Linked DNA regions of Homo sapiens: region 2 is linked to region 1. Evidence: chromatin loops called from intact Hi-C (ENCODE). Cell type or tissue: mammary epithelial cell. All regions are shown on one strand. Each heading gives the region's core, and the rest is flanking DNA. Links, peaks and the distances in the headings are about the cores only. Region 1 holds the start of LOC105377577 (a long non-coding RNA gene). Region 2 overlaps WWC2 (WW and C2 domain containing 2).

The links. Peaks named below come from ENCODE experiments on the same cell type or tissue, not always from the same donor. Only the 100,000 strongest peaks of a DNase experiment are listed, where the experiment ranks them.
Region 2: a loop joins it to region 1, with 5 times the contacts of the local background. A loop is called at or near these places in 4 of 110 quality-filtered maps.

Annotation. Positions count from the first base shown.
Region 1 is chr4:182,936,996-182,939,921 of GRCh38, reverse strand. It overlaps LOC105377577 (a long non-coding RNA gene), which reads right to left and starts at 2,497. Exons shown (of 3, transcript XR_939536.3): 1 at 2,342-2,497. In mammary epithelial cell, for the core only: a CTCF peak has its summit at 1,628 (motif pointing left); no DNase peak of the experiment used is centred there.
Region 2 is chr4:183,140,697-183,143,622 of GRCh38, reverse strand. All of the region lies in intron 1 of WWC2 (WW and C2 domain containing 2), which reads right to left. Among named protein-coding and RNA genes, the nearest start is that of WWC2, 43 kb to the right of the region's middle. In mammary epithelial cell, for the core only: a CTCF peak has its summit at 1,400; DNase peaks (open chromatin) are centred at 852 and 2,532; H3K27ac peaks cover 652 bases.

The DNA.
Region 1 (2,926 bases), core at 315-2,814:
AGGGAAGCAGCACGGCCAGTGCGGGCTGGGGCGTCGAGCTGACTGTCACAGGGTGCTGCAGCTCAGTCCTGCTGGGACCGCTGGGTCAGTGTAGACTGGAACGAGGACCCCCTGGCTCTGGCTGTGGGCCACTGGAGCGGAACTTCTACCCTCCCCTGCCAGCAGACAGAGCTGGCTCTTGACCAAGGAAAGCCCTCGGAGCTTTGGGCTTGTGTGCTTCACAACATCAGGGCTCAGGACCATGGCCAGGCCGTTGGCAGCATCTGCTACAGTGACCTTGTAAGCTTCATTTGTGGCTGAATAGTACTCCATTGTGTATATGCACTAGTGTACATTTTCCTATCCATTCACCTGTTGATGGACACTTAGGTGGCTTCCAAATCCTGGCTATTGTGGATACTGCGGCAGTAAATACGGGAGTGCAGATATCTCTGGGCATGTCGATTTCAATTGCTGTGGATATGTACCCATATATGAAATTGCTGGATCACGTGGTCATTCTATTTTTTGTTTTTTGAGAAACCAAATTGCTAAGAGAGTAAATTTCTAGTGTCTCACCACCAAAATAATAATAATAATAATAATAATAATAATAATAAGTCAGGTGATGGATACGTTAATTAGCTTGGTTTAATCATTTCACATTGTATACATGCATCAAAAAATCACAGTGTCCCCCATAAATGTACATATTATCTGTCAATTAAAAACGAAACACTGAGCCAGGCGCAGTGGCTCATTCCTGTAATCCCAGCACTTTGGGAGGCTGAGGTGGGAGGATCACAAGGTCAGGAGTTCGAGACCAGCCTGGCCAACATGGTGAAACCCTGTCTCTACTAAAAATACAAAAATTAGCCCAGCGTGGTGGTGCACACCTGTAATCCCAGCTACTCGGAAGGCTAAAGCCGAAGAATCACTTGAACCTGGGAGGCGGAGCTTGCAGTGAGCTGAGATTGTGCCACTCTGCTCCAGCCTGGGAGACAGAACAAGACTCCTAAAAAAAGAAAAAAAAAAAAGAAAAAAGAAAAAAAAAGAAACACACGCACACACACACACAATGAAACCCTGTCTCTACTAAAAATACAAAAAATTAGCTGGGTGTGGTAGCAGGCACCTGTAATCCCAGCTACTCTGGAGGCTGAGGTGGGAGAATCTTGAACCCGGGAGGCAGAGGTTGCAGTGAGCCGAGATGGTGCCACTGCACTCCAGCCTGGGCACCAGAGCAAGACACCGTCTCACGCACACACAAAAATAATAATAATAAATTAATTAATTAACTAAATTAATTTTAAAATGTTAAAAACACCTTAATTTACGAGCAAGTTATATAGACCTCAGCTACTTTATCTCTAGCCATGCTTTCAGGAGTTTTCTCTGTATAATATCCTGCTTTGTCAATTGCAGCTCATTTTGGTTCCATATTTTTGTGATTTTGGGAACTGGAGTTAATAAGGGGTCCACTCCTCACATCCTGCGGATTCTGCGTTGTCAGTTACATAGGAGGGAACAAGGACGTGAAATGAAATTCCTGAAAATCCGAGAGGGAACGTTGAGGGCGAGGGCACGCGACAGCGGGCCTGGAGTGTGGCCTTGCCCTCTGCCCAGGCCGGCTGCAAATCTCTGCTGCCCCCTGGAGTCCACGCTGAGCACAACCCTGAGTGTCCTTGAAGTCTGAGTCCTGTCAAGGACCGAGTTGTGTCCCCTTCCGCCAAAATTCACATGTTGAAGCCCTAACCTCTAATGGAACTGTATTTGGGGATAGGGCCTCTAAAGAGGTAATTAAGGTAGAAGAAGGTCTTATGGTTAGGACTTAATCTAATATGACAGGTTTCCTTAAAAGAAGAAATTAAGACAAACAACAGAGACCTGGTCAGGACAGGGAGGGAAGGCAGCTGTCTGTCTGCAAGGCAGGCAGCTGTCTGTCTGCAAGGCAGGCAGAGAGACCCCAGGAGAAACCAACCCTGCCGACACCTTGATCTTGGACTTCCAGCCTCCAGAACTGTGAGAAAATACGTCTGTTGTTGAAGCCACTGGTCTGTAGTATTTTGTTATGGTAACCCCAGCAAACTAATACAGGGCTGCTTTGAGCTCTTTCATTCTCTGTTCTCTTTTTCTCATCTGTCTCTATATCTACCTTTTTGTCACACTCTTTGAACTTTAAGAAAGAGATACTTTACCTCCAGCCTCTAAATCTCTCTTGCTGCCTGGGAGGTAATTTACTTCTAAACATATCCAATTTTTCTTTGTCTTTCCAGTCTTTAAGAAAAGGGGGCAGGATTTAGATAATAAGTAGATCTTAAGTAACATTCTTTTCTTTACCTTGTATTATTTTCATACTCACCCTTTCCAAAAACTAGGTTCCTTTGTGGCTTGAGCTATGCAGCTGGCTCTCAGGTCAGCCTGCAGGACACGAGGGCAGGAGGTGGGTGTGTTTGCATCAGAAAGAACATGCTCTCACTGTGACTTCACTACAAACATTAGTCTTAAACAGTGCTTCTCAAATAGTCTGGGAGGGAGGACCTGGGATTTCCCCACGATCTGTACCGAATCTATATTTTTTGTCAAATAAGATCAAGGGATTTCTAGAAAAAAAATGAAGACATACAAAATACAGGTCCCAGGTTTTTATTATTAGATTCAATAGACAGAGAATTACTCTGTCCGATTGCTTTAATTGTTTCTAAACGGTTACTTTCAATGTCTGTACTTTTCACACACACTCAACATGCAGTGCAAAGACAGACACTGGTCTATGGAGCACGCTTTCAAGACAGCTGGCCCAAAGGGTGGTGCCAGTGATTTCCATTCTTTCTCATTGGTTTTAATAATCTCACTCAGAGTCAGCTGAGCTGTGTGTCTGGAAGAACTTCTCCCAGACTTTCTCTCTCTTTTTTCTGCCCCCTGCCTTCCTGTTGGGGTTCATCCC
Region 2 (2,926 bases), core at 111-2,610, 200 kb before region 1:
TTGCCCAGGCTGGATTTGAACTTGTGAGCTCAAGCGATCCACCCTCCTCAGCCTCCCAAAGTGCTGGGATTACAGGCATGAGTCACCATGCCCAGCCAAAAAATGTTTGTATATTATTAAAAACACATGAAACTTTAAAAATGTTCACTACTTTATAGCACGTTTCTAATTATCCAAACAGGGTTCATCTATACTTAACAGGACAGAGTTGACAAATGAGTTTCATCTCTTGGCAATTCTCATCAATTAGTAATGACTTACTGCAGAAGCTGTTGAGAAGGAGTATGAGAAAGCAGATGCCATGACTGGAATGCAAATCAAGAGTACAGGGGCCACATCGACGCCATCACTGATGCAGTTTTTTTTCTGGCAAAATGTCAAAGAGTTTGGCTTTCTTCTGACCCAAGGCCATGCTTGAGTCACCTACACCCATTATTGATAAATACTCAGAAACTGCTAAGTTAATTTTAATATTATTTCAATAAAACATAATTTAAAAAGAAAATTAGTCTGCAAAAATGAGTGTCTCATTATGAATTCCAAAGCCAAATAAACATGGTGTGGGGACAGTGCTTGTTGCTACACCTTCTATCTGGTGATTCTCTTCTGACAGTGACAGAATGATGAATTTCACTGTTCATTTCTGACAGGAGATTGGATTTTCTCATGCTTCACTTCATATTGCTCATTCTGGGAAGAAAACAGCATTTTCGTGGTTTTTATTTTATATATAATTTATGGAAGGAAGTTGAACATTTGTGTTTTGCTTTACAGGATACTGAACAGTAAAACCACCCAGCCCACACCCTAATGCCCTTGGGTAACATTAGCCTGCTGCTGAATGTAAGCCAGAACATACGCCACATGGCTCTAGTCCAGGGCTTCTCATACTGGTGCAAGCCAGGAGTGTGCCTGGGGGCAAGGGTATTCAAATCCACAAGACAGACACGACACAGCTCCCCAAACCACCATTTGAAACATTATTCCAATATTAAAATAGGCACAAATATATTCTCTAAAAGAATACAAAACTGGCATGAAGCTTTAGAAGAAAACGAAAAGATTACAAAGAAGTGTTCTTTTTGGAAGGACCTATACACACTCTCTTTGTCGGGGTCAACCTTCTTTCCATTAAGAGTACTGTACTTGGGTTGAAAACTCAGCAACCCATTACTCCATTAGTGTGCATAAACTGAAAACTGACTCAGAAATTTTAACAGTTATCTTGATTTTAAAAGGGGAGGGGTGGCAACCTAATCCCTGTAACAACTTAGCCTCAAACAAAAAAGCATATTTGGGACAGACAGGAAAATGTGTATTGCAGTTAAATCTGGACCTTATTCACATTAATAACAGCAATATTTAACATTTATTGAGCATTTCCAGGCAATATAACCCCAGAACCAGGGGGTGTCACCCTTATACTACTTGTCAAGAATATCCCAGGTATGGGGCCTCTGTATTTGGTATTTCATCCCTCTGTCCAGAAAATGTTCTTTTCTCAAATATTTCCCTGACGAATGCCCATGCTCTCCTATCACTTTTCTAAAATAGCACTCCAACCCACCAAACTGCTTTCCTCAACAATTACCATAGCTTTCTGTGTTTTCTTCACAGCACATAGACATTGTGCTATGTATTTCTTTGTCTGTTACTTACTAAACACATGTCCCCTGCTATAGTCTATATGCCATGAAGGCAGAGCCTTGTCTCTGCTAAGCTTTTTGCTGTAGTATTCATGGCTACAAGCAGTGCCTAGCATACAGCAGGACAAACAGACATTTGTTAAATGAGTATTAGATAATATCTATTTAGTTAGAAATGTAAAATAACATAAAGCTGTCATGTATAATTCATGAAGATATCAGAACTGTATATCTACATAATGATACACCTCTCAGTATACAGAAAGACTGACTCCCAGGGTGTTTGTACCTTATTTTTGCAACACACCGGCACCTACAGAAATGGCAAATACTTTGAAATAAGTATTTTGGTGATACAAAGGTGAATCTAGCCACTTGGTAATAATTTTTAACTGACACTCATTAGAAGATACTAGAGAAATCATCTCGGCTTAGAGGATGCTATATATTTGCCTCCTGGGGTGGTAGTAGGGTGCTGTGGGCTGAATTATGGTCCCACAAATGTATACGTTGAAGCCTAATTCCCAATGTGAATATATCTGGAGACAGGGTCTTTAGGAGGTATTTAAGGATAAATGAGGTCATAAGATCAGGGCTTTGATCTCATAGAATTGATGTTCTTATAAAGAGACAAGGGAGAACTGACGCTCTCCCCTTCCCAAGCACACACACATGGTGAGAAAGGCCATGTGGGGACACAGCAAGAAGGCAGTCTCTGCAAGCCAGGAAGAGAGCCTTCACCCAAACCTAATCTGCTGACACCTTAACCTTGGACTTCAAAACTGTGAAAAAATCAGCTTCTGTTGTTTAAGCCATTCAGTCAGTGGTATTTTGTTATGGCAGCCTGAGCTGACTAATACCTGGAGAATAGAAATCAGATGCTCCTTAACAGCCTTGAAATCCTTCAGCTCATTCTTCTGGCTGTTCGGTACTTCCTGTGGTTTCCCACGAATTTTTCTCACCCTGTGCTACACTTATTCAGAGCACAATTATCCAATTTTACTCCCAAAATAATACTATGCAGTGGGCATGACTAGTACCCTCATTTCAGGAAACTGAAGCACAGAGAGGTTACATAGTTATTAAGCAGATTGGTGGAAATCAGGCAGTCTCACTCTAGAGTCTATGCTCTTAATTGAGTGTCTGGCCTAGAGTAAAAATTCAGTAAAGGCTGTGGCTTTTATTATAAAAACTATAAAATTAGTAGAGTGGGCACAAGTCAAGAAGGTAAATGAATTTTTCCTTTTCCATGCTGTTCTTCCAAGGTCTTATTAATAATT